Regions from separate parts of the Homo sapiens genome. Here all the other regions are linked to region 5. Evidence: chromatin loops called from intact Hi-C (ENCODE). Cell type or tissue: heart right ventricle. All regions are shown on one strand.

The links. Peaks named below come from ENCODE experiments on the same cell type or tissue, not always from the same donor. Only the 100,000 strongest peaks of a DNase experiment are listed, where the experiment ranks them.
Region 1: it touches region 5 in a loop (4-fold over the local background); 31 of 110 quality-filtered maps call a loop at or near these places.
Region 2: it touches region 5 in a loop (4-fold over the local background); 30 of 110 quality-filtered maps call a loop at or near these places.
Region 3: it touches region 5 in a loop (8-fold over the local background); 44 of 110 quality-filtered maps call a loop at or near these places.
Region 4: it touches region 5 in a loop (4-fold over the local background); 22 of 110 quality-filtered maps call a loop at or near these places.
Region 6: it touches region 5 in a loop (4-fold over the local background); 15 of 110 quality-filtered maps call a loop at or near these places.
Region 7: it touches region 5 in a loop (4-fold over the local background); 20 of 110 quality-filtered maps call a loop at or near these places.

The regions. Positions count from the first base shown.
Region 1 is chr3:188,577,331-188,581,330 of GRCh38, forward strand. The region is part of intron 6 of LPP (LIM domain containing preferred translocation partner in lipoma); the gene reads left to right. Among named protein-coding and RNA genes, the nearest start is that of LPP-AS1, 11 kb to the left of the region's middle. In heart right ventricle, no CTCF peak of the experiment used is centred here; DNase peaks (open chromatin) are centred at 1,446 and 1,871; H3K27ac peaks cover 2,688 bases.
Region 2 is chr3:187,960,816-187,964,815 of GRCh38, forward strand. The region is part of intron 2 of LINC01991 (long intergenic non-protein coding RNA 1991); the gene reads right to left. Among named protein-coding and RNA genes, the nearest start is that of LINC01991, 14 kb to the right of the region's middle. In heart right ventricle, no CTCF peak of the experiment used is centred here; no DNase peak of the experiment used is centred here; H3K4me3 peaks cover 631 bases; H3K27ac peaks cover 2,814 bases.
Region 3 is chr3:188,035,673-188,039,672 of GRCh38, forward strand. All of the region lies in intron 2 of LOC107986166 (a long non-coding RNA gene), which reads right to left. Among named protein-coding and RNA genes, the nearest start is that of LINC01991, 61 kb to the left of the region's middle. RefSeq lists an enhancer at 789-1,083. In heart right ventricle, a CTCF peak has its summit at 1,650 (motif pointing right); no DNase peak of the experiment used is centred here; H3K4me3 peaks cover 567 bases; H3K27ac peaks cover 1,316 bases.
Region 4 is chr3:187,946,392-187,950,391 of GRCh38, forward strand. No RefSeq gene overlaps it. Among named protein-coding and RNA genes, the nearest start is that of LINC01991, 28 kb to the right of the region's middle. In heart right ventricle, no CTCF peak of the experiment used is centred here; DNase peaks (open chromatin) are centred at 1,072, 2,069 and 2,949; H3K27ac peaks cover 4,000 bases.
Region 5 is chr3:187,746,226-187,750,225 of GRCh38, forward strand. No RefSeq gene overlaps it. Among named protein-coding and RNA genes, the nearest start is that of BCL6, 2.8 kb to the left of the region's middle. In heart right ventricle, CTCF peaks have their summits at 1,947 (motif pointing right) and 2,147; DNase peaks (open chromatin) are centred at 590, 1,966 and 3,955; H3K4me3 peaks cover 2,190 bases; H3K27ac peaks cover 4,000 bases.
Region 6 is chr3:188,779,349-188,783,348 of GRCh38, forward strand. All of the region lies in intron 9 of LPP (LIM domain containing preferred translocation partner in lipoma), which reads left to right. Among named protein-coding and RNA genes, the nearest start is that of MIR28, 93 kb to the left of the region's middle. In heart right ventricle, no CTCF peak of the experiment used is centred here; DNase peaks (open chromatin) are centred at 1,277 and 1,545; H3K27ac peaks cover 2,265 bases.
Region 7 is chr3:188,387,993-188,391,992 of GRCh38, forward strand. All of the region lies in intron 3 of LPP (LIM domain containing preferred translocation partner in lipoma), which reads left to right. Among named protein-coding and RNA genes, the nearest start is that of LPP-AS1, 180 kb to the right of the region's middle. In heart right ventricle, no CTCF peak of the experiment used is centred here; a DNase peak (open chromatin) is centred at 2,162; H3K27ac peaks cover 2,124 bases.

The sequences.
Region 1 (4,000 bases), 830 kb after region 5:
TAATATGATTGACAAATCTATATGTTATCTGAATTGTGAATATATTTTCATACATATAGAAGTACATGTGTGTATTTCTTGAAATCTAATGGTCAATATACACTAACCAGTTATTTCTGGGATTTTGGGAACAGGCTTCTTTCTATACTTCTCTACTTATCTTTAAATTTTCTCTAATGAGCCTACTTTGCTTTTGTTTTACATACAGTAATTAATATATTTATAAATGTATGTATACTATATATTTTAATAAATTTATATAAGTATATGTATGTATATACATATGTTTTGCAAGTAAAAAAACTTTAGTAATAAATATCTACAAAGGCAAATTAAAAACTATTACATTTTTTCTCCCTCCCTTCCTTTCTACTGTTTCCCTCCTCTCCTCTCTTTGGTTTCCTTCCTTCCTTTGTTCCTTCGTTCCTTCGTTCCTTCCTTCCTTCCTTCTGTCCTTCCCTTCCCTCCCTCCCTCCTTCCTCCCCTCCCCTCCCCTTCCTTCTTCTTTCTTGCCCTTTCTCTCTCTCTCTTTTCCTCTCCCCCTTCTGTCTTCCTCTCCCCACCTCCATCTCCCTCTCTCTCTCCTCCCTCCCTGCCGCCTTCCTTCTTTCCAGAAAGTCACTAACCAGAATCTTTCACAGAATAAACTGTGAAACCTAGATCTTAAATGTACTACAGTAGAAAAAGAGATGAGATTTTTGAAAGATGATGGCTTGTCCTTGTCTCTGTACTTGAATCTATCTCAAAACAAAGATATAACTATTGTTTTTAATAATAATTTCAATATAGAGTGACCATCCTTGCCTACTACCCTGAAGAGAGAGAGCATTTACACATAAGACTGGTGGTTGCAGTAAACCCCTTTCAAGTGGAGTGGCCACTATGGTCCTTCCTCTTCCCTTCCTTCCTTTCATTCCCTTGCCCTTTCCCCACTTTCCTTCTCTTCCTTTCCTTTTTTCTTTTAAGGTTCATAAAATCTTGATTGGCCTCCTTCCTAGCAGCCAGGAGTTTGGGTCCCTAATAGCTAAAGCTTATATACTTTATTTTCTTCTTTCTCCAGATGGCTGTGGCTATGAATTTTACTCCCCATCCCAGGACTACCCCTGCTATACTGACACTAATTTTCATTTTATAATACTGTCTTCATCAGTCCATGCTATGCTACTAGTTTTAGTTATTATAATATTAACTTAATCCACAATGAAGGCGACAGGTTTTTTTGTGTGTCTTACTTTTTAAAGGGGAAATATTATCTCTCACTTTAAGGAAACTAACTTTAGCAACTCATTCCCTCACTTTTTTTTTTCTTTCAACTTGATTTGTTCAACTAAGGAGACCACATTTAGTACTTGCTAGCTGAGACTTCTGTTCTACAATTCTGAGTTAGTTCCTCATCCGTCCGACCCTCTCTCCCCGTGGTGCACTGAGTCACAATGTGATCACCAGCTGCATGTGCTGCTATTACACACAACACATTGGCTAGCAGAGGAGCCAGGATTCAGCCTTGGAAGTACTTTCAGGCAAAGGTGAAGACCCTTTCCCCACTCTAAGCATCTTTCAGTAGTTTAGTGTAGCTGATATTAATGTTATAAATGGTCATTCCTAATCCTGTCTCAGTTCCAGCCCAGATGGAGTTTTGATTTTAGAAAATCATTCAGTGAAATGTATTTCCTGTGCCTGGTAGTCATTGATCACTTACCAAAAAAAAAGGGGGTAGTGGGAGACTAAAAATAAACTTATGATAATTCACATACACTTAACCTTTACTGACTAATACCAAAAAGGGAATGAAGCAGGCTCTGCTGACCAGCACTTGCAGATGGATTCCAGGAACGTGGCTAGAGCTGCCAAAGCCATCGCTGAATCCTGCCAAAAGCATCCCAGGGGATTTTACTAAGGGTGGGGAGAGCAGGGAACATGGAGGTGTGTGTGTGAATTTGTTTTAAAACTCTCTTACTCAACACTGAGCAGTGGGAAGAACACTGGGAAAAAAGGTCGGAAAGTGACATTCTAGACTGGGTTCCACCCAATCTCTATGACACTGGAAAAGTAATGTGTCCTCTTTGGAACTTCAGGTATCATGTGAACAATAAGGGTGTCATATTAAGGTCTTAACATGTTGAAATGTTAAAAACATTCTGTAATTACTTAAATTATTTCAAAACAGAAAGATCATACATGTTCATCATGTTTCTGTGTTAACTGGACAAAACTACACTAAAATTAAAGAGCAATAAAAGCAATCGTGTTAAAATTTTATTTTTAAATATAGTACTTCTAGTAACTGAATATCTAACTTTATTAACAATTCTAAATCTCGCTTTTTTTTTTTTTTAAACCCCAGTGAGGCTGGGCACCGTGGCTCACACCTGTAATCTGAGCTCTTTGGGATGCTGAGGCGGTATGATCCCATGAGCACAGGAGTTTGAGACCAGCCTGGGCAACATAGTCAGATCCTGTCTCTACAAAAAGTTTTTTAAATAGCCAGGATTAGCCAGGCATGATGGCATGCACTTGTTGTGTCAGCCACTCTCATTGGGGGTTGGGGGGGTTGGGGGTGGGCTGAGGTAGGAGGCTTGCTTGAGCCCAGGAGGTAGGAGGTCAAGGCTACAGTGAGCCATGACTGTATCACTGCACTCCAGCCTGAGCGACAGAGCAAGACCCTGCCTCTAATTAAATAAGCAAATACACACACACAACACACATATATAAAATAAAATAAAAACCCCAATGTGTTAAGATCTCAGGTTTAAACCTCGGCTTATACAAACCATAGTACTACCGTGCAATAACTGAATTGACAAGGTACCAACACCTATTTTAACCAGAAAAATAACATAATTGTGTTATATTTTCCATGAGAGTCATACTCTTGAAATTAAGTATTTTCTCAATAGAATTGTTTCTCAATTAAAAAAAAAAACTTACTCAAAACATTTAGTATTTAATTATAATTATAGGCAGATAAAATTTATAAAAGATTATCAGTAAGATCAAGAACCTCTGCCTCTTTAATCATGTTTTTCTCTACCTTTTGCTGGTCTCTTCCTGATTTTGATGACCTCATTGTCTATACGAGTATTAAGACATTTGGGGTAGCTTTTTATGTTGTGTACTTTCTTTCCTTCTCCTTATGAGATGGCTGACACCTTCTAAAGGATTCAGAGAGTTTCCATCTTATTGAAAGGTCCTTATGAAAATTCACTGGTAGTGTTCTCAGCTTATACTAGGAAGGCATGTTTCTTCAGAAGCAGTATTTGTTGTATTTAGGGTGGGAATCATTATGTAGCAAGAGTGGTCTACATATTGGTCTTGCAGCAACATCAGCACCCCTTATGAATGGTTTGTTTCCCACCAAAAGTCAAAGATTAGCCTATATGATGGATGATGGCTACAGAAAATAGTGCCAGAAAAACAGAATCAGTAGAAGATATATATTAAGACATTAATTGGGAAGGAGTAGCTTGCATGATTTTGTGGGCTGGCTAGGCAATCTAACATCTACAGATTAGGCAATTAGGAAGGGCAGGCTGTAACTCCGTGGCATGAGATGAAGCTACTTGCCACAATGAGAATTCCTTCTTCTTTAAGGAATCCTCAGCTCTACTTCCAAGACCTTTCAACTGATTGAATCAGGCTCAACCAGGTTATCTAGTGTACTCTTCATTACTTAAAAATCAACTGATTAGAGGCTTTAATCACATGTACAAAACACCTTCCCAGCCACATCTAGATTGGAGTTTGATTGAATAAATGGAGACTTTAGCCTGAAAAAATTAACACACAAATGGACCATCACAGGAGGGTAGTCTTTTTCTACAGAATTTAAATCTGTGGTAGAGAAGCAACAGATACCTCAGGGCAAAAAAAGTCCAGGAAGAGCATAAAGGTTCAAGCAGAACCATGAGAATGCCAGCATTGTCGTTGGAGATGGTGACTGGAAGTGATGATAGGTCTAGGGAACAGTAAATGTGGACAGACTGGCATTTTACCTCGGGCA
Region 2 (4,000 bases), 210 kb after region 5:
AATTAATTAAAATTAAATATAGTTAAAATGTAGCTCCTCAGGTTCACAAGCCACATTTTAAGTGCTTAGTCACCACATGTGTCCAGTGGCTACTTATTGGACATTTCAGATACAGAATATTGCCGTGATTGCAGAAAGATCTATTAGACACTGCTGTCTAGACAGACAACCAAGTCATATATTCTTACACATTTGCAATAAAGCAGCCAAAATTTTGGCTCTGAGCTTCGTGTTGGCAAAGCCAAATAAAACAAAGCAAAATCAGTTGTGTCATCATCAATTCCTCAAGGGAAGCAAAGCTTTTCTAGCACTTAGACCTAAAAGAATTCCTCATATGGGGTTTTATAGAAAAGGCCACCAAGTGACAGAGCAAATAATGTCTTCAGAAACCACAAGAGACAATTTCAATTTATAATTCACTAAAATTCAACATAATGAAAACACTTCTCTGGTGAGAGGTTAGGATACTTACCTGGTTCTAAAGAGAGATACCTTAGTTACATCAGTCAAGTGAACTTGCTCTACAGAAATGACATTAGAACTGAGGCCTGAATGACAAGATGATGCAGCCATTGTAGATCCAGAAGAAGAACATCCAAACAGAAGGAAAAGTAAGTGAACGTTCTTCATATCTGAAAGTATTGAGCAAGTTTGAGGGAGAAAAAGGCCAGTGAACTTCATGGATGAGGCTGAGAGTGGAGGGAGATGATGCTGAACAGGCAGTTGGGACCAGATCATGTAGGGTTTTATAGCTCATGGTAAGAGGGTTTAGCAAAGAGATAAACTTATAATTTATGGCTTTAGAAAGATCAGTCTGGCTACTGCATGAAGAGCTGACTGTAGAGGGAAAAAGTGTGGGCAGGAAAAACATGATAATAGCTTGGAATAAGATAGTCAGCAGTGCAGATGGTGAGAAATAGTCTAATTTGACATATATTTTAGACGTAAAGTCAATAGGACTTGCTGAGAGATTACACATAGGGTTTCAGGGAAATAAAGAATATTAGAATGACTCAATTATTTGCGTTGAACGAATAGCTAGGAGGCCAGGTAGCACTTACTGTGATAGGGAAGACTTGAGGGGAAGGAATTCGGGGTAGAGAAAGACTAAATCAATAGTTTGGTTTGGGTCACAGTTTGTGTGAAGTGCTTTTTACATATACAAGTAGAGTTATGGAGTCTGAAGCTCAAGGGAGAAGTCAGTTAGAGATAGAGATTTGAAGTTTTCTGCGTATAAATGGTATTTTAAAGCCAGGGGACTCAATGAGTTCATCCAAGAAGAGTACAGACAGAATAGAGATAAGAACCCCAGAGCACGCCAAAATCTGATGTCGAGGAGAAACAGCCAGACAAGGAGACAGAAAGGTAAGGACAAACCAGGTGAGTGTGGGATCACAAAGCCTAGAGAAGAAAGTGTTTAAAGAAGTATGAAGGATTGACCATGTCCAATTCAGCTCAATAGTTCAGTTAGCTGAATACACTTCGACCTTGGAAATATGTAGGTCATTGGTGACTCTGATAAAGGCTGTTTAAGTGGAGTGATATAGAGTCTGAAGAAAATTAGAGCAGAGTTGAGGAGAGAAAGGGAGCTAAAGAAGTGGAGACAGGAAATGTAGATCTTACTTTTAAAGGTCTTTTTGTGAAGGCATTAAAGAAAGGGGGTGGTAGTTAAAGGGACATGTAGGGCCAAGGGAGAGCTGGGTTTTTTTTTATTTTTAGTAGTTGTTATAAAGGCATATTTGTATGCTGATGGGTTAGATGTAAAGGAACATCAGAATTTGATGTTGCAAGAGAGAAGCATAGGAAAGGAGATGGGATACAGAGGACAAATGGAAGGGTTGGCCTTAGAAACTATGCCACTTCCTCCACTATAATAAGAGGGAGGTAGTGTATGTGGGCACAGATGCAGGTGGGTTAAGGAAAAATGCAATAACTCTCCTCTGATAGCAAAAAGGAAGGTCATAATCCCAGGGCATGGGATGTGTAGAGCATAGTGGATATTCAAGTAGGGAGCTAAAGGTTTGAAAGAGTTGACCCAGAAACCAAAAAGTGAATTTGCTAAATGTATCATAGGATCCTCTGGCACGGTCCGTTTCAGGTTTGTGATCACAAATTTAAAGTGAACTGATCAGCATGGTTTACAATGTTCTTAACAACATTCCACTGTTTGGATGCAAGCAAAGGAGGAATTAGAGGATATACATTTCACCAGGATTGCAGTTTTGCCAGGTACGATAAAGGGGAAGGCAGCAGAGGAATGGGGGGTATTGGAAGGAGAGAGTTTATGGCACAGAGTAGAAGGAGTCAAGGTTGGAATAAGGTTTAAGGCTACCCAGTAACACAACATCACTGGGCTCCACACATATCCAAAGTGTCTGCCTGGACCCATCGGTATGCCAAGAATTTTCCTTCCCTCCAAAAAGGAAGCTCACTACTGACTTCACCTGGTGCCCGCCACATCTAGAATCCCCCTTCAGGGTTTTGCAGCCAATTAGGAACTGAGTGCTGGGCACCAAACTGGGTAGAAGAGTCACTCCTGAGCGCACACACACTTGCAGTGGAGTCTCAACACTTTATTTAGACCTAAAAGGCTGTGTGGCTGGCAGGAAAATACCCTACACATGCAGAGAGAAGACCTGGGTTTCATCAGTTTCTGTGGCTTTTACCAAATGAGAAAGTTTTTTTCATATCCTGAGCCTCTGTTCCCTCTCATCATAACTCTGGCCTGGCTTAAATTATAGCTGCTTATACAGATCTGATGAGATGGTGAATGTACAACCATTTTCAAGTGTAAAGAATTATGGAGATGTGAGAAATTACATTGTTATTATGACTCGGCAAGGGGGTACCAAATGCAAATCTAAGGCATTTACTGGTGTGAGATTGATTTCAAATGTCAGCTAATATAGGTCACCATGGCTTATAAGCAATTTGCCTTAAAATTAGAAACTTATGAAATGCTCAAGATGAAAGGCAGTACATTTCAAAACAGAGGCAATGGGAAGCAAATTTCTCTCTTTTTTGTGCAACATCCTATGAACCCACGGTTCTCACAGGCCCAGGATATTGCTGCAGTTGGCAGCCTGGTGTATTTTGAACAGCACAGTGCTGATCCCTGGGTAACTCTGTAATCCTGAGTGAGTCACTTTACCTTTGGAGGCCTCAATCGCCTTCTCTGTAAGGTGGGAAGAATTGTACTCCCTCCTGTTCCACTTACAGGGTATCAAGAAGATCATATTATTTTTAAAGGAAAAAAAGAACTGAGAAATACTCTTGGTTACTCTGCAAAGAGGTTGGTGTAAATGTGAAGTGTCACTATTATTAAGTGTGAGGCAATCTTTCCCACCCGCATCATGTCCCAGCATTACAATGTGAGCTGTGTGACAGGCTATTTTTAAATTCCCATCTCTGGAAGCATATGGTCCTGCACAGTGCCAAAAAGAGAAAAATGACCTGCTTCAGTTTGTTTGCTTGTTTGTTTTGATCTGATGGAACATTTTCTATGATCCTGTTAAAGGTTGTTCTTTCTACTTTAAACTTTTAAGGTGAGTGCTAAAGATTTTCTATAGCATAGTCTGAAACACACCGTGGCACTACAACTTGCTTAGACAATGATAAGAGGTCATCCCAGGGCGATGGTGTATTTATACAAATCTGCATTTTTTGTGTATCATCTAAGACTTTTCAAAAATATAGTTTTTTTATTTGTTAACAATTTTTATGCTTTTGTTCTCTAATTTTGGGTAGTTTTGTTTGTTCAGTAGCAGCATTTTTAGGTAAATTTTTTTTTGCAAATAGTAGTGCATTTATTTTATAAAATAAAGCGATTCCTTTTCTTTAATTTTCTTTAATGTTACCTACATAAAAAGAAGTTGTTTCAAAGTTATCCTGATTGTTTATTGTCATTTCTTTTATGTTTTATTAATATCAATTGCTATTGACTGAAGCCCTTTCCCATGACAAATATACAGTATATCTGTTATAAACTTCATTTTTGCTG
Region 3 (4,000 bases), 290 kb after region 5:
CATGGATAAACCTTGAAACTATTTTGTTAAGTGAAAGAAGCCACTTAGGAAAGATGGCTTATTGTATGAGTTCGCTGATATGAAATGTTCAGAATAGGAAAAACTATAGAGACAGAAAGTAGCTAAGTGTTTACCCAAAGCTGGGGGCTGGGGGTGGGAAGGGAGTGGAAATGGAGAGAGATTTGCCAGTGGGTGCTGAGTTTCTTTCTCCGATGCTGAAAATATTCTAGAATTGGGTAGTGATTATTAAATCAAAAGTTCATTAATGTACTACAAATATTATTTTACACTTTAAAGGGGTGACTTTTATGGTACATTAATTACATTTTAATGGAGCCACTCTGGAAAAGAGAGAGCAAGGAACTAACTGATGGAATGAAGACCTAGAGGACATAAGAATGGCTAACCCTCCATGCCAGTATAAGACGTGGCTTTAAATAGTTCTAAGACTGAAAGAAGGGAGAACGGATGAGCACGAAGGTACCTTTGCAGGTGACAGAGTAAAGGTGAGGGAGGCCCCAATTAAGGGAATTTACTCCAGTGCCTCAATTTTCTAGAAATTAAAAGTAATATTAACTGCTGGAACTAAAGGGTTGGGAGTTGGGTAGAGAACTTGAGGAAAAAATACGCTAATTAATATAATCAAATGTAGCCCCTGAAGAAAATGAAGAGGAAGCAGCCTAAGAATAAATAAAAGAAGGAAGTTGGCATTTGCTAAGACTCTCTTTGCATGGCATCTGGCCCTCAGGCACAGTTTGTTCTCTTTTTTATTCAGCACCTCAGTAATCTCCACAAGAGCCCTAAGAAGACAGTACTGCCAGGAAACTGTTCAAACAGACATATCTGTAGGGGACCTCCGGGCTGCACATGACCCATTTTTCAACATCACTGGCCAAAGTGCAACAAGGTCACGTACTGCAAATATTTGTGATTAGAAAGATTCTTTCCTCTAAAAGTTGCCATGAGATAGTTCTGTGAAATATAAATATTGGCTCAGGGTGATTGACAGCAACTGAAAATTCAAACAAAGGCAATACAGCCCAGGGATCCTCTGTGGTCCCAGCAGTAGGGGAATCATGCACCATCAAGACAACATCACAGACCTCCCTACCTAGGGCTCAGAGGGTTGGGCAGGGTAAATTCTGCTCAGTGCCCCTGTTAGCTCACTACTGGAAAAGCAGAAAGCTTGGCTTCAGCCACCTCTACAGCCCAGAGGACTCCTCCCCTGCACCAGCCGGTAAGACAACTAATGTAATGTTGAGGAACACTCAGAACTGTTTCTAAGCCTGTTTAAGGACACACTGATGTCTCCAGGCAAATTAGCCTATTATCAAGCATAGCAAGTTGAATAATGGCCACCCAAATATATCAAGTTCTAATCCCTGGAATTTGTCAATATTACCTTTTTGGAATGAAAGGGTCACTGCTGATGTAATTAAATTAATTATTTTGAGATGTGCTTTCTGTGGGTTAAATGTGAGGATCCTCAATGCCATTCCAAGTGTTCTTATCAGATAAAGGCAAAGCAAGATAATGAGAGCACACATAGGAGGAAAGCGAAGGGAAGACTGTTGGCAAGTCAGATTGCTGACAACCCCCACAAGCAGGAAGAGGCAGAGAATAAATTTTCCTCTGGAGCCTCCAGAGGGAGCATGGTCCTGCCGACACCTTGATTTAGGACCTGTAGCCTCCAGAACTTTGAGAGAATAGTCTCTTCCTTTTAAACCACCCTAGGAAACTCATACGCATGGCAACAGTATTTTCTTTACTCTCATGAGCCTAAAAATGCACATTTGATGTTGAACCTGCGGAAAGTGAAAGTTTGGGATAGAAAGACAGGAAGTGGAGCCCATGGGACTATCATCTCAATTCATCCACCTCCTGCGGGAGATTTTTCTATGTCCTTTCTAGTGATTCCTGCACACCCTCACACCCACCCCACCCCACCCCTAAATACTGCCTTTACAGGAGCAGATATAGTTCCTTGGTTGTATAACTCTTGATGGAAACTTAAATTCAAGTGTAAGGAAAACAGCAAATTTGGAGCCAGAACGCAGACTGAGCCCTGATCTACCACCTCCTGTGCAGCTTTGGCCTCAGGCAGTTTATTTTACCCCTAGTCTACTCAACTGAAAAATACCAGCAATAATTCTAACCCCCCAGAGGATGACTTTTTGTGAAAACCAATCAAATAAGTTAATGCCCATGCCTTCACCTGGATTATCTGGGGAAAATTTGAAGCAAAGCTGACATGCTGCTGCTTTCTGAGACAGCATAATTCCAGGCAGCAAGAATAAGGGTGAAGGGAGGGAGGCAGAAAGGAGGGGGGAAAAATGCAAGAAGGTGAGGACCACACTGGCCACAGCACCACCAGGGAATGTGGCCAATGACTCATTCTTGTGAGATATTGTCCTTGAGGGAACCACTGCAATACAGAATATTGCTGGAGCAGGGAGGAGCTGGAAGAAAGGTGAGGGTGTGATAGTCACCTCCCTTCTGCCTCCCTTCTCACATGGGGCAAACTTCATCTCATGGAGAGTTAACTCTCCTGGATCTCCGTGGTATCACCCTACTCCTCTGAGCAGCCCTGGGGAAGCAAGATGTGAGTCATCATCTGGTGGAAGGAGGAAAGCAACATGGTCCCATCTGGTTGGTTCTAGCACTGGAGCTGTGATAGCACGGCTCCCATCCAGCAGGTGTGGCAGAGGCCATGCCACAGCCCAGCCCTTTCCTGAGTGGGGTGGGGATGACTGAGGAAGCTGGCAGTAGTAGGAGATGCCAGAAAGGTATCAGCCTCCGAGACATTCCCCTAAGTGAGCCGCAGGCGTGGAGGCAGTGGGGACGCAGAAATGGACTGGCACATAAATGGGGTCCAAAGCTTTGTGTGAAACAGATTGGGAAATGTCAACTGTTTTACATATATTACTTCACTTGGCTATTTTTGTTATCTTCCTGTAGTTTTAACTTTTATTATCTCAAGTAATTTTAAGGGAATAACCCACCATTCTTTCAGGTGCACCAACACTTATTTGGATATGGTTTGTCTCATCTTCACGTACAAGAAACAAACTTAGTAAAAAACTGGTGAGAACTTGGTTCTCACTTAAACAATATGGCAACTGATTGTGGAGGACACAGTCAACTAGGGACAACACAAGTTGCCCTAGGGTTCCCTGGGAAACAGACTCTGAGATGAAGCTTCGTGAGCAGGGAGTTTATTGGGAATGCAAAGGAGTGAGGGAAGCAGGATTGGGTGGCAGGAGAGGTTGAATGCACTGTGGTTGGTCAGGAGCTGGTGTGGCTTTTCAGAATTGTCTGGGATTGAAGCCACGGGGTCAGGTCTCTGCATCCCTACATCAACTAGTCATTGGATGGGATCTGTGCCTAGGATGGAGGTTTCACCTTGGGTAAGGCAGCTCCCTTCAGGCTACGGCAATTCCTAGGAAGAGATTCAGCTGTGATCCCAGCAGTACTGAGTAGCAGAAATGAGTCCCTCAGTTCCAAAGGGCATTCAGGGGGGCCGCATCACAGCATTCATGACAACTGTGTTTCTGCAGAAAGAGGGAGTGGGTTCTATTGGCTGTTGCCCTCATCTTACATGTCTTTTGTGGACTGATCATTCTGCAAGGAAAAGCATGTTCACCTTCTTCATAGTTCCATAAGTAAAGTGACTTTTAATCCCCTTTCTATTTCCCATGCCAACATATGGATTGGACACTTCTGGGTTTTTTCAGCATCCTTTGGTTTATCCCACCTCTCACGAAGGAGGAGCAGGAGCCAATCTAATCAGTGGAGGCTGACAGCCTCGGGACACATGTTTGCTCCCTGGGCCACTGAGGCTGCTTGTGGCCCCACGCATGGATGACTGGATCCTTGGCCCCTCCTCTCCCAGCCTCCTGCAACCTTTGCACAAGTGAACCCAGGGTCTGTCTTCCAGAGGCAAGTCTGGCTTACCAATCTATCTTGTCCAGCTTTTCTCTTTCTGGCTGGCAAGTAAGTC
Region 4 (4,000 bases), 200 kb after region 5:
GACTGTTTTACCCATGAGATTCTATAAATACAGACTCCCTCTGTTTCATCCACTAGTTTGTATGTTTCTGTCTTCTGATGAATTCATCATTGCACAAGCATTTTTGGAGGACAGCATTGTGCTGTGAGCTGAAGGGCTGAACCATACCCCTGCCTGCAGGGTTTTGAAGTCTGGTAGTTGTCCAGGGAGCATGTTGTCAGACAGCTCCAATCAGGAGAGGACAATTGTGTCACAAGAGAGGTGAAAACGTGTATGTGAGATATAGAGATAGGAGAGGGGAGAAGGGAATGTGTCTGCGTAACTAGAGGGTCTAGTGAGTTTAGGGAGGCAGGCAGGGCTGAGTTGTCTGGGCAGAGGGTAGGTTGAAGGAGGAAGAGAAGCTGGAGTTCAGGCCAGAAATAGTCTGGGGCTGATGTCTTGGGGGCTCTGAGGCTGTGCTAAGGTGCTTGCTTCTTCCCAGAGTTTGCCAGTCCTAGATGTGCGCAGACATAGGTGGTACCTTTGCATGACTTCTTAGAGCCTCAGTTTCCCCTTCTGTAAAATGGAAGACATGAATGTTGCCTCTAAGGGACCTGTGTGAGGGTGGGCCAGGGGAAATTGGTAGCACAATGCTTTGAACTCCTCCAGAATACGATGTGAAGGGAATGCAAATCACAGTTATTTATAATGGCAGCAAACTGAGATGCTGAGAAGACGTTGCTGCAGGCCGCCAAGCACTCCCTCTGGAAATCCTGAAAGCCTGCTACTGCAGGGCTGTGCCCAGATGCCAGCTGGAAGCAGGCTTATCTCTTCTCAGTTCCCGGTGCTTCTTCCGATCCTGCCAGGATGTTCCTCACAAAACAAACACTAATCTCCCTGCATAGTTCCACCTACAGAGGAGGAAGCTCTGCACCCTTCTGCCCTCCCCCTTTAGAAAACCAAGCTGAGTTCTAAACTCCCAGGTCGTGACAAGTTCCCATTTTGTGTCATCATTGCCTCACCAGGTAGCACTCTCAAGGCTAGACCTTTGGAGGCGGGAATGGCATGGCCTAGGAAACAATCTAATGTCTCGTTAGTCTCCTAAGACAGCCCTTCACTTCTGGAGCCGCCTCATCCTTGTGCCAAGCTTGTGTTGGGCACAAAGCACTCAGGCATCCAAGGAGGTAATGTGCAAGGCAGGGCAGTCAGGGGCGTGGCCCAGAAGGAGACACCGGGAGCAGGGTCCTAACATCCACACAATTTCGTTTTTTAACAAAGGAAGGAAAGGACCACATTGGTTTCAACTTTTTAATCTTTGAAAAAAAAAATGCGAACAGCACTCCCTTCACAAATATTGTCTCTTATGGGACCCTACCATATACAACTTGAGTTCACCCACTGGTGACTCTCTCAGGTACCCCAAAGGGATTCTAAAACAGTGTTTCTCAAACTTTGATGTGTACACAAATCCATAGTGGGTATGGTTAAAACGCAGGTTCCGATTTAGAGGTCAATGGTGGGACCTGAAATTCTGCATTTCTAATAACTTTCCAGTTTATGTCAATGCCACTGATCCATGGACCAAACTTTAAGAAGCAAGGGTCTAGAGCTCTAAGAATTACAGTTTGGAAACCACTGATCTTTAGGTTATACAGACAATGAGCCTTCTCGCTCCCCATCCCTGGGGATATTAAGCCAAGTTTCCTGGATTAGATTCTGCCTAGACTGAAGTCAGCTTCTATAATCAACTGTAAATCAAGATCCTAGGATTGCCTCCTTCTGGCTCTAGGTGTCTATCATCTCCAATGGCAGTCTGGGAAAATTCCTAAGAGGCTTGGCCGTGAGAAAGAGCTTTAAGGTGTGGGCTTTACCCTAACGGAAAAGTACAAAATGTTCAGATCAATCTTTATCTCCATCCCCAACTACCACTGCAACACACAGGAAAAGAGAGAGAGAGAGAGAGATCAACCCAGTGTTCCCCTTGGCACTTAAAAAGAAGGGTGACAACCACCCTCGCCCTGCCCTCTCCTAACCCCAGCTAATGGAGGTCATTTCCCTCTCACACCCTCTATCCCTCAGGTCCACCCCCTTTTGGGGACTGAGATGCTCCCACTGAGGTCAAAAGTATTTTTAGCTATGCCATGTGGGCCCATGCTTGGCCAACTCTCCCTGGACGTTAATCTTGGATTCCACAAATGCCAGGTCTCCTGATCCAGGAGGCATGGAGGTGACAGGGAAATCTGAGTGTCTTGGAAATTACAGTGCATGGCCTTTTGAGGATTTTGTCTCAATGCCATGTATGATAAAAACAAAAACAGTAACACCTAATGCTCAGAAAATGCTTCAGCATTTACCGAGTGCTTTCTCCCACATTGCCTCATTTGATCTTCCAGAGGGTCATGGGGAAGACAAGGCAAAAATTGTTCTTATTTCTATTTAATAGCAGGACCAGGTGAGCTGGCAAGATAACACGGCTAGTAAGTGGTAAACTTGGGCCTTCAGCCCCTCCATCCAAGCTCAGTGCTCTTACCATACCCTATACAATCCTACCTTTTTGCTTCTCCCCTAGCTTGGTTTTACTTTGTTTTGTTAAATATTACAAGATTCAATATCTGCATAAATGCCTTTAAGAAATGGGAGATTCGAAACAAGGAAGAATGAGGCAGCTTGTGTCAGTCACAGGTCCTGGAAGGAAGCAGAGGACTTGCTTAAAGAAGGTGGGCAAAAAGAGATTCATGATAATTTGCAAAGATACAGGCAGGGTTAAGGAAAACCAAGAGATAGCAATGTGCCCTAAGGCTCACAACAACTGGGGGCTGTTACCTGCTCTTGGCCTGAAAGAGCAAAGAAAGAGGCAGTTACCAGAGTCTGGAAAGTCCTGGTAAGCTGCAGGAGAGGGCTGTGGCCTTTGGCATTGCCAACCTGCCACTGTCAGTGAGGGTGCTGGGGACAAAGTAGGCTCACCTCTCCCCTCTCCCGCCTTCCAACCACCTGATCAGTGCTGGGCTGATTCCAACCAGAAGTCAAAGGAATAGGGAACCTAAAGATATCCATAAAGGCCAGCCTCCTGGAGTGGCTGCAAGACAAGGATGAAAAATAGATTTGTAGGGTCAAACAGGAAACACTCAGTGTGTAGCTGTGCTCACTGTGATAGCCTAGGACTCAGGAGGGAGGAGACGGCACAGAGTCAGAGGGGCTGGGATTTGCAAGGTGGGGATTCGCCTTGTTCTCTCAAAGTGGAATTATTTCAAAGCCCACCTGCAGTTAGCTCTCTGGGAGCCAATCTGGCCATGGGCCCCAGGGGAGTCCAAGAAAAACCAGATCACGGCTCCCAAGAGACTCTACTAACCCCACAAGCAGGATTGGCCATCCTGTGGCCTGGGTTTAGATGTCAGTTCCACCATTCTGCCCAATTCCAGGTTGTGACTCTGGATAATTCATTTAATCTCTCTGAATCTCTGAGTCCTTATCTGTGAAATGAGTATAATAACAATCCCTGGGCCACCCATCTCACGACAGGCTGGAACTTCACACACTGGAAATGCCACATAAGAATTCCACAGAGGGAGGCCACATAAGAATAGCATGGATCCCAAACAGCCAGGACCACCTAAGTCTCATTTGCTCTTCATAAGAATAATACCTAGATTTGAAAAAGGTTAAATCCAGAAAAGCCCTAGAATCATCAGACCAACTACTCTCATATAAAAAGAAGAATGTGAGAGAAAGGTTCACAGATGGGGACAGAGCTGGGGCACCAGTCTCCCCGCTTTCACAGTCCCATGCTGCCCCTCCTTCCTGCCCATGAAAGTGACAAGACCTACCCATGTAAGGATCAAATGACATAAAGGATGAAGCAGTGTTTTGTCAATTGTAATGGTGGTTGCTATCATTGTCATTAACAATAACAATCCTTCCCCTACAAACCTATCCCAGGGACGAAAATTATCGTCATTAGCTATGTCTTCAAGGACATGGTAAAATATGACTATTTTACCAGAGCAAAGGACATGAAAACCTGAGAGCACACAGCAGGTGAGGT
Region 5 (4,000 bases):
TTTGCAAGTTTGTGGTGTTACGTAAATCACAGGATCGGCATCGGTTGGATTTTTTTGTACGTGCCTTTTCTTTCCCTATCTAATCCCTCAAGCGTTTTAAAGATGTATTATTTCAATACTAATACTATTGAAAGAAGCTTAAATTTTTGGCCATATGTAACAATCCCAGCCCCCACTTTTTTTTTTTTTTTTTCCTTTGGTGCAATTTTCTTTTTCCCCCTTGGACTTTTGCTGAAGTGTGTCTCTCCTGCACTTCAGAGAAATGTTCAAAGGATTTGTTTTGGTTTGGTTTGTTTCTTTCCAGGACAGCAAGTGGTGGGTTTAATCTGTTATTGTTGACTCTTGGGAAATTTCTTGTTGCAAGAAACGTGTGTGTGGGGGGGAGGGTGGGGGTGGCGGGGTGGTATGTGTGTGTTTTCTACAAAATTCTGTGAGCCAAATACCTGTTTGTGTTTTGTTTTCTCTTAAGGTCTTGAGATTTTTGTTTTCGAGGCTCGTTTCAAGGTCGTTGTAAAAAAATCTCTTCAGTCTGTGTTTAAGAGATCAGCCGGAGGGAATTCTAAAGGCCTGCCGTGCCAGTATCACAGATACTGCCTGTATTTAGAACAGACTGCCACAACTACAATGCACTACACGCAGCACAGTCTTCTTAGCTTTGAAGCTGAGTTGGGGGGTGGGGTGGGGGGGGGGTAGAGAAGAAGGAGAAATTCTTTCCTTCTCTTTTTCTCTATTACTTTCTTTTTAAAGGCAATTGCAGTGCAGAATCATTTCATTGTGGGTCCTAGTTTGTTTGTTCAGAGCTGCTAGTTTCCTTATTTAAATGTTGGTTCGGGTTTTTTCCCCTCCTACTCATCCCTGAATAAGGGAGACTCTTGTTTCTTTTATGTCTCTCTCTTAAAAGAAGGGTGTGAGGGGAAAATAATATTTCAGATTCCTCAAGAATTAGCCCAAAATGTTTGGACCAGAAGCAGCTTTCAAAGGTCAGGCTGTTCTGAGCCTTGGCTATGAGAGTCCTTCAAGCGACTTATTAAATTACAGATGAATTCTTAAAGCTTCCACAAAATCTCGTCACTTGTTAATTTCTAATAAAGATATGTCTAAAATAATCTACCTATCTCAACCCAAAATTTGGGTTTATAATGGAGGAGTGATCAGAGCTGTGAAAGATTGCTGTTTGCTGGGATATTTGGAAAATCTCTTTCATTGACAGTCCCGTAAGAAGTTCCATCTATCACCGAAAATGTTGTTGGCAATGCACCCCCCTACCCCACAACACACACACATTTTTAAAGGCTGTATTTTAGGTTTTAAAACCCAGAAAGGTGCAAAGAGGTTGATTATTTTCCACAAGGGCTGGAGCTTAGGAAATATGCGTTAAAGTGTCTGTCCCTGTGAAATCTGAATATTTTAATACTTATTGACAGATGGATTACTGCAGCCTCTGCAGAAAAGCCTGTCTTGTGAACGGTTTTTGAAAAATATACATAGGCCTAATCCTGTCACTGTTGTTGAAATGTACGTTTTACCCCCAAAGACACATGATATTGTCAAGTTCAGATTTATTCTGCCAGAAGGCAGACTATCTGCTTTTTCATTTGAGTCCCCTTCCTTCTCATTTTCAAAGAAATTAAAATGAATCCCGCTGGATGCAAAATGACACCCCGATTTTGTGGAAGGGATTTTCTTTGTGTGTTTATATGTGTAATTTTTTCTTTTATGAGCAATTAGCACTTTAGGATTTCTCAGACGTATCTATATGGTTTGGAATGTGAATTGTATGGCTCTGCCTTACTATTGGGCCCTCAAAAGATTATTTTTATGATTTTTGGTCACTTTTTTCTTTGTCAAAACTGCCATTCAGCCTCATCCACCGCCCCCCTCAACCTGAAACACAGCTTGTCCCTCCTGTGTTCCCTTTGCCACTCCACTCTTAGCCCCATGGGGGCGCTGCAGAGCAAAGGGAAATCTGCTCTCTAAGGCAGTAGTAGAACCAGCCAGAGTGGGGGCTGGGAAGGAATTCACCCTTCTCATACCTCAGCCCTCTTTAATTCTCTGCAGTGAGCCCCTAGAGGGAGAACCCACCAGGGCTGGTTCATATATAATTAACCTCATCACCAGGGACCTCAAATCTTCCCAGCATATTATTTCTGGGACCAAGTGCCAGAGTGCCACATTTTCCTACTGCTTTTTGCCAAATCAATGTGTTTACACTGAAAGAAATTGACCAGAACAGAAGACCAGTTAGAAAGAAAGAGAAAATCATTATTGAAAATTTTCTAAAGATAGGCACTTACTTTTCGGTGAGTCTCTTTTACTTTGAACTGAATGAATGGTGAGGAAAATTGTGCACCCGCCTCTCAATCTCTTTTCAATTCCTAGGAAAGTAACTTTGTCAAATATTATACCAGTTGAATTTCTTCCAGAATGTCATTTCTTCTTTCATTCTTGACCTCTCCTCAGTATCCAGTTGGCATCACTATGTGGGCCTCCCTCACTCCCGCAGTGCCGTGTTACAGGATTAAAGAAAGGGCTGACTTGAACGTATTCTGATTCTTTTAAATCATCCTTAAGAAGCTCTAAAGAGTGATTCCATGTCTGGGGTCGTATGAATAATTCCTGCAGACTTCGGGGCACTACATTTCAACTAGTCCCATGATTTAATGGTTACTGGCTGCTAATACTCAGTAGAGGACCAGGCCAACCTCTTTGCCTCATGGACTGGGCATAAGAATAGGTCCCTGATCATTGCTGCTGGGTAAATATAAGCTTTATTACAAAATAAAATAGCCTGGTCCTAATATTACATCTATTTGAGGAAAAGAACAGACTTCACATCCAATTCCCCCTTGCAAAACCTTCCCCACAATTCAGTCATAGCTGAAAAAGAACCTATCCTTGGAATAAACACGGTTCTGTCCTCTTTCTAAGGGGGCTCACAAGAGGAAGTTGGTTTCACCTGTCAGGAACCTCTGGCACCTTGGTAGGTCTTTAAGATACCACATCATAGGACTAAAGATTTTAAAACTGGGAAGACTTTTTCAAATCAATCACCTTCTCTAGGCTTTCTTCTTTCAGGATTATAGGCTGGGTCTTCACTAGGAGCATGTGTGACCCCAGGAACACAACTGAAAATGGGTCTGCATGATTTGCTGGCCCTCTGTCATTTTAGAGGATCAGTGTAATCTGACAACTTGAGTCTGTAGGTGTATATCTTGTGTCCTTGTAGAACTGAGGGAAGCAAGGCTGCCATGGTCTCTTTGTAAACTGCAAAACTCAGAGCGAACTCCAAGTCATGATGAGTTTTGATGGTCATTTGGGTTTATTTATGCCTCTCAGCTACATTGAAGTACTTGGCACTGCTTTTGATAGATTTGGGAGACACTATCTATCAGACTTGTTAAATTTTACCTGTTCGTTTTATTTCAAATCCTTCATTTAGAACTGTTGTAAACAAGCTTTTTGTAGTATCCTTGGAGAAAGAAAGGCGTTTTTAACATAGCAAGATGAGCAGAAAGTTTTGAGACATTAAAAAAGTGTATAATTTCCAGCTACTGCCTTCTGAAAAGGAAGTATCAGTGTTTAATTTTCATCCATATGCTGCCTGCTTTTAGCCTTTATTGTTCTGAGATTTTTTTTTCCTTTAGAAACCTTTTCAGCCTGGCTCAGAGTTTACCCCCAAACACTAATTTTCCACACTTTTCTCACTTATTTAAAATGGGAATAAATATCAGAAGCTTAAAATAGAGAAGTGATGGGGGTTAGGGGGTGTGTAATGATTTGTTTATTGCGTTCGATCGCTGTTTTGAATAGCAGAGTTTTCACTTCCTATGAAACCTTAGCATGAAGGAAAGCAGCAGCTGGACTCTGAGAGGGATGAGGGAAGGAAAGCACTTGAGTGTTTGTAAACTCAGGGTGGCTGGTCCACCCGCTGCCGTTGCCGGGCTGCTGGCTGCTGTACTTAGCTGTCTCTACTACCTAAGGCTAGAAGTGGAAAAACTTG
Region 6 (4,000 bases), 1.0 Mb after region 5:
ATCAGGAAGGGACGTGCATCAGTGCGAGGCTGACACACAGATCTGAGGATGGCAGAAGCTCACTGAATAGCACACGCAAGGACCCTTCAAACTCATCACATGTGCCGTTTGGTTCCCTTTCAATGGGTCGGTCTTGGAATATGGAGGTCTGCTTTCATTTTGTGCCAAGTAACCACGTGAGCAGTTTACAAAAGATACAAACAGAAGGCTGCTCATTCATTTTTCAAAAAGACTTTTTTTTTTTTGCAATGGAGTTTGCAAAGTGATTTTGCAATGGATTTTGCAAAAAAAATGGATGCCATTTTTTTTAAATAAGTGTAATTCCAATGATGGGAAATTTACTAGCTCTCAAGGCAGCTTTTCCTTGTGTTGAAATCTCTAAAGGTTAAAAAGTTACTTTTTGGAAAGAAGTCTATTTCCTTACAACATGTTTTCATTGGTCCATAGAGAAGACAGCTAATACATCTTCCACTTGGCAGCCTTTTAAGTATTTGAAGAAAATTCTCAAGTCCATCTGAATCTTCTGTTTTGGCTAACTTCTAGTTCCTTCATCCATTTCCAACCTAAATTTGAGCCTAACGAACAGATTTCTTCTTTCTTATTTAAATATATATATATATGAGGAAATAAAGGCACAGAGGGCTTAAGGGAGTTGCCCAAGAACATAGAGCTGGTTGGATGACTGGAATGTAAGGCTGTGTGGCTCTAAACCTTGTCATTTAGACTAGAACACCTATACGTCAGTTAGCTTCCTGCCACTTCTTGTTTTCTGCCTGGATAGGACTTTATAAAGAGTTTGGAAGAAGGGAGAGTTCCGACGAGGTACAGAAATCAGAACTTCCCCTTCTTCCAAACTATATACAAATAATCAGTTAATCAGATTAAAGGACTCTTAGTAACATTGAAATCAAACCTTTGTGTTTCCAGGAGCTCTGAGAACAACAATTTTTTTGGAGCATTGCAATCTCTTGAGTATCCAAAATGATTCTGTAATGATGTCTGTGAGGTCAGAATTGGAGCAGCAAATGGAATTCCTTTAAGGGCTTCCCATCAATGGACAGCTGATTCCAGAAATGGAGGAGGCACAGTTTGTATCCAAATTCATAAGCACAAGTGGGAGAAATTAGGCTTTGGTAAAGAGGGTGACATTCCCAAAGGAATCATCTGTGAAGTTGGGGAAGGAATTCAAGCTCAGGGCTGCTGTTCTCTACCAGGTTCTTCAGCCAGCTGGACATGCTCCCCAGGTTTCTACTCAGTCTGGAATGTTAGTAAAAGTCCACTTCCTCTCCTTGTTTCTCCCTTCTAGTGAAAACGTTCCTCTTCTCTACCTTCCTGACCTCAAGACCATTGTTCCACACATCCCCCCTCAGGATCCCACCCCGCCATTCTCATTCTCATTACATTGTTTCTGGATCCATGTCTTTATCAGATGCAGCCCACTGTCCCTTTCAGAAGATGCCAGAAAATTTACATATGTGATCAAATGTTCCCATCACAACAGTTCTTTCCAGTAATCCCAGTGCTGGGCAGCTGATTCCAGTAATGGAGGAGACACTTTCAGCTATTAGGCAATGGATCACACTTTCAAAGGAGATTGAGCAATCTCCTCATCAAGTTGTACTTAGAGCACAAATCTGGTGCCAAAAGGCACTACCGGATTCAGACTGACAGCACTGAGAGTTTTGAGTGAAAGGGAAGTTAGACTGGTGTTATGTGTATTCACTGGGAGGAACTCACCGGGAGAAATAAAGAGGGTTTCCAGTTTATTCATTGTGTAAAGCGGCTATAATAGTATTTATAGGGGTTTTGTGAATGTCAAATAAAATTATATTTGGAACAGTGGCTAGTGCCATAAGTAGGACTTAACCTTTAGCAATATGTACTACATTAAAAGGAAGGTGGACACATGAGTGATCTCTAGCATTTTGTGACTGGAAGGAAAGAGACTGGATGACCACTCTTCAGAGATGCTATGGACAGTACTTTTGTCAAGGACTGGGAGTGGAGAAAATGACTTATAGTGGTCTTTCCAACATGAAGTTTGTATTAATCCGTTTTCACACTGTGAGGAAGAAATACCTGATACTGGGCAATTATAAAGAAAAGAGGTTTAATTGGCTCACAGTTCCACACGGCTGGGGAGGCGTCAGGAAACTTACAATCATGGTGGAAGGCACCTCTTCACAGGGTGGCAGGAGAGAGAATGAGAGACAAGCAAAAAAGGAAAAGCCCTTTATAAAACTATCACCCCCTGCCTCGGTGCGGTCGCTCACACCTGTAATCCCAGCACTTTGGGAGGCCGAGGTGGGTGGATCACGAGGTCAGGAGATCGAGATCATCCTGGCTAACACGGTGAAACCCCATCTCTACTAAAAAAAAAAAAATACAAAAAAATTAGCCGGACATGGTGGCGGGTGCCTGTAGTCCCAGCTACTCAGGAGGCTGAGGCAGGAGAATCACTTGAACCCGGGAGGCGGACGTTGCAGTGAGCTGAGATCATGCCACTGCACTCCAGCCTGGGCGACAGAGCAAGACTCCGTCTCAAAAAAAAAAAAAAAAAATCTATCACCCCCCTTGATTCACTTACCTCCCACTGTGTCCCTTCTACTTCACGTGGGGATTATGGGAACTACAATTCAAGATGAGATTTGGGTGGGGACACAGCCAAACCATATCACACATGAAACACAGAAAAAGGACATCTTTTTACATGGATCTTCTGATATGCTTGTACCAAAGCCCACAGTATATCCTGTCTTCTTGAAAGAGTATCATAGTTATTCATTTGCCTTGGATGGAAATAATGTTGTAATACCAGTTAATACTTTTTTCAACTAAAGGGAATTTGGCTTCATCTCCAGTTGCAAATTCACATCAGGAAATATCAAATCCAAAGATCAAAACTCAGTATCTCATCACTTTCAGGACCATCCTTGCCACTTGTCTCAGGCATCATGTACCTGGAAGCTGAAAAGCAATGTACAGAACCTTTGAATTGGAGAGATATCAATTTGAACCCAGATCCTGCTACTTCCTACATTGTGAAAGGGATCAAGTTTCTTTAGTTCTCTAAAGCAAAGGTTTTTCATCTATAAAAGGAGGTTAATAAAAGGGAATACTTATCATGTTGAATTAATGGGAATATTAAATGAGTTTATGTGGTTTAATTGCCTAGCACAGTATCTGCCTCCTAAGATATGTTTAATAAATGCTAACTGTGACTATAGAGATTTACCCTGAAGATACCTGTCATGTCATGCCTTCTCTGTCAAATAGATCATGAATGCAGTTCCTAGCCTCTCTCTCCTGTTATACCCTCCTAGCAATATTCTGATGCAGATGAACCCAGCCACTTGTCTTTTGCTTGCCAGAACAGCTGAATGTTGCTGGGAAAAAAAAAAACAAAACACAGCCGGGCATAATCATATCATTATAAGTTGTGACCAGCCTTGACCTGCGCCTTGACCCCACCCACAGCCTACATTCTTACACCCTGCTCTCAACTGTTTCAGACATTCTCTACTGTGACTTCTATCTCCCTTCCCCACTCCTTCCTTCTCAAGGGATGCCCTGGCCTCATTCTTCATAGTGAAAATGAAAGCTGCCAGAAGAAACTCTTTCAGCTTCTGCTCTCAAATCTGTGCCCATCCTTTCTGTCCCTTAGTGCCTATCAGATTATCAGTTGCCAATTGGTCTCCATGTATCTCTGGTCCCTTTTTCCCCTGTCTTCTGAGTGCCCTGGCTCCATGGATCATCCATTCTTTATCCTACCCAATGGGATTCTTCTCGTCAACATCCATTTGTGCCCCAGCTTGGCCCATATTTTCCCTCCATTGACTCCACAGCTCTCTGTAGCTATTGCTTTATCCCTTCCTTCACAGCCAAACTCTGGAAAGTTGGATATTAGAAATGCTGTCTCCACACTATTCACAATAGCAAAGACATGGAATCAACTTAAATGCCCATCAGCGACAGACTGGATAAAGAAAATGTGGTACAT
Region 7 (4,000 bases), 640 kb after region 5:
AATATGTTGTTTTTTTGGTATTAGCATTTCTCTGGTTATTTGTAAATTTAGATATGTTTCCACATGCCTCATTTCCAGTTATTTTTTTTTATTGCCTTTGAAGATGAGTACTTTCCAATCTTTAGGATCCCATTCACAGCAAATCAAAGAGGAAACATTTTAGTGAGAATTGTGCAATTGTGCATGTCTTATAAAAGGTTCTAGAACATTTTTTACTCACATGAAGGACTGTTTGAATAAGTTGAGACATGCCTTATTCCTAAATGGAAACATAGAGGTTGTTAAGTAGTTGTTTTCCCTACATTTCGTGCAATCACAGTTAGTACAACTCTCAGGTCAATTATTCTTGAATTTTAACCAAAAAATTCTAAATTGTCTTGACAATAAACAGGCAAAATAGGTAAAAGAAATCTGCAAAATAAGTGTAATGAGCAACTGGGACCATCCTAGCCAGATGCTGAGGTGCATTTATAAGGCAACTCTGATTGAAGGAGGAGGTGGTGCTGGAATAGATGGGAGGTCAAAGCAGTAACAGAACCCACCCAGACATAAGGCAACTGCACGTGGAATTAATTGGCAATAAAAGAACCACCTTGCTACATTCCGAAAAGGAAGGATTATTCTCATGGCATTGGGATAATTGGTCAGCGTTAATGAAAAACTTACATCATGAGTATGTTTCACAATAAACCCTGATATAAATTAGTGGTCATGTTAAAAAATAAAACTTGCAAAAGTCTTCAGGCAAAGAAGAAATTTGTTATATCTGTAGTAACTGAAAGCAGTAACTTTTAAGTTTACACCTGAGGTCCTCAAACTTTTTCTGTAAAGGGCCAAGTAGTAAATATTTTAGGCTTTGTAGGCCAGATGGTCTCTGTCACAGGTCCTCAACTCTTTGTGCTGCAAAAGCATCAATAGACAATATGTAATATGTCTCATATATAAACAAATAGAGAATATGTAGGTTTATAGGAAGAGTCATAATATTGTGAATGTTAATTTCCTGACAAATCGTGTCCCATGGTGAATTTTATGAATCTTTCATTTTTTTGGCAAACTGTTTGAAAAAGCATTTCATGGCTATTTTAATTTATATTTCCCTGATTATTATTTAAGTTGTGTGTGTGTATGTATGTGTGTGCGTATGTGTGTGTGTGTGTTTGGTATATTTGTGTGCCACTGATGTCTCTTTTTATGTGAATTATAGGTAGAGTTAATTTATCTCACTTATTTCACCTCTCTGTCACCTGATGTCCCAATACCCTGGAGAGCTTTGTGATATCTACACCCCAGTACAGACTAATAGGTCACTGGTTTGCTTCAGAACTAGAACTTCTCCTGTGCCTTTGTGCCCAAGGGCCTGGGACTTGACTTTTGGCTCAGTTCTACTTGTCTGCTAACCTGACCGCTTGACAGTGGATTGAGGATGGAGGGCACTGAGCAGTTTTGGCTGTGCTTGACCTCCTGCTTAGTTTCCCTCCATGGTCTCTTAGAAATCTGAGACTGGGCGTGGTGGCTCACGTCTGTAATCCCAGCACTTTGGGAGGCCAAGGTGGGTGGATCACCTGAGGTCAGGAGTTCGAGACCAGCCTGGCCAATGTGGCGAAACGCCATCTGTACTAAAAATACTAAAGTTAGCCAGGTGTGGTGGCAGGAGCCTATAATCCTGGCTACTCAGGAGGCTGAGGCAGGAGAATCACTTGAACCCGGGAGGCAGAGGTTGCAGTGAGCCAAGATTGTGCCACTGTACTCTAGTCTGGGCAACAGAGTGGGACTCCGTCTCAAAAAAAAAAAAAAAAAAATGGGACTCCGTCTCAAAAAAAAAAAGAAAAGAAAAAAAGAAAGAAATCTGGGTGAGTTGTTGCCTGAATCTTGTCTGAACCTGCCTATCCCCTCTGGGTCCTGAAATCTAACTGTGGGTGAGATCTGCCTTTGCATTTCTGTTCATCCAGGTGAGCAAACCTGGAGTTTGGCCTCACTCTGTCCAATTGTGTTCCTTCCAAGAGATAAAACTGAGAAAGTGGTAAAGTCACTTGCATAAGCCACTTTCAGATCCATAGAGGACCCACAGCATGAGATTCTGACTGTTATTATTACAGAGGTAGAAGCGTCATTTTCTTGGAGCTGTGTCTCCGTGTCTTTGGTGTGCCACAGTCACAGGCCTGCTCCTGCCCCTCCCTGCAATCTTTCCATTGTTGTGTGTGGTACAGGAACTGAGACAATTATGACAGAGCCGAGCTGGTTTCTCTTCTCTTTTGGACATCATTGTTTGTCACAATTCTGATCACCATTTCTTCCTCTAGATCACAAAATTGTAAAATCACTGCTATATTTACATTTTCTTTTGCTGCCTGGGCTTTAAAAAGTACTATTTATAGCTTTCCTTTGAAATTCCTTTATTAATAGTCTTCCTTCACATGTATATCACTCTGCTATTTACAAAATGCTCTTACGTTTAGTATTTCACTTGATCAGCATAAACACCCATGGGATAAGCTAGGCAGGATTGTTGTCTCCATTTTACAGGTGAGGAAATTAAGGCTCAGTGAGGCCTGGAAGGCCCTGGCCTGCAGCCACTGCTGGACCGGGTGCCAGAACTGGGTTTAGACGTCTTACTAGATCTCTCTTGCTGTTTTTCTTTCCGTCTACAAAAACTCCTTCTCATTTATGAGTTTCAAAGATTTTCTTGTCTGACACATAAGGAAATTAGTGGCTTTTCTTGAGAGATCTAAGCATTACTGCATTTGCCTAATATTTCTTTTACTATACCTATTGGTCTGAGTACTTTAAGAGAAACCAGTGTCTGTAAATAATCTTCCTTCTTGTCAGACATGGAGGCAGAAATTTTCCAAGAAGAGAGAGACCCTGAAGACACTGTTTGTTCTCTGCTGTTCTTAACAAGTACTGCAACCACAATTTTGGATTTTTCTCCTCGAGGCTTTCTAGTTGTAGGCTGCCACAGAATACTTCGGGGTCACAGATTCCTATTCCCTTTTAAACTGTATCGGGCATGTGTGTTATGTGACCTTTGTGTTCTGACCTTCAGATTTAGGGAACTGAAGATTTAGGAAGTCTTGTTAGGACTTAAATCCAAGTAAATTCCCTCATGAGTACAAAGACTCATCTGTGGAGGTGTGGAATGTTGGAGAGAAAGGGACTTTCATTCATCTAGCCCCCTGGGTTAGAAAACAGGGCTGGTGAGTGATAGAGCTGAGGCTAGCGTGCGGAGATCAGACTAGATTCGGCTTTCTGCTGGCTTCCTCCATATCACTCAGTACTTCTGGAGTTGTAGCATGCCTCTTCCCCCTGGACTGGGAGCTTTGAGAGGGACGGCACTGGGTGTGCTCTGTGCACGGCTCTTCTAGAGGTGATCCAAGTGCTTTGCATAGGCACTCAGGATTTATTTGCTTGATGAATTTGAACCTGTCTGTTGTTGATAAAATATCATTATTGCCCATAAGGATCTTGAGGGAGTTTGTAAGGATCTTGAGGGAGTTTCAGTCAGGATTCACTATAGGAAACAAACCACTTTAGATATTTTAAGTGGAAGGTACTTAATACAGGGTGTTTCACAGAAGTAATTAGATGGACTGCATGGAGCAGAATCGAGGCTGTCTCCAGAAATGAATCACAAAACTGCACAAAATTATTCCATTTTCTACAATCAAGCAAGACAAAAATGGTGAAGCCACCATGGGAATTACTGAGTTCAGTGATACATCACAAAACTTGTGAAACAGAGATCAAAAGCCATAGTCAGAATGATGGTAGCTGGACACTGAGACATGAGTCCAGCTACTTACTCTTTTTGTCACGGCTGCTTTTTGACAGCCACCAAGCTGAAGACTCAATATGAGAACACAGATGCTGAAAAACCCCATGTCTGTGTCACCATTCTTCTAACAGAAAACAGGGCAAACAGCAGAAACATGTCTTCCATCTTACTTTTGCCTTTCAAATATCAAGCCAATTACATATATTTTGGCAGAATTTCTTTTGC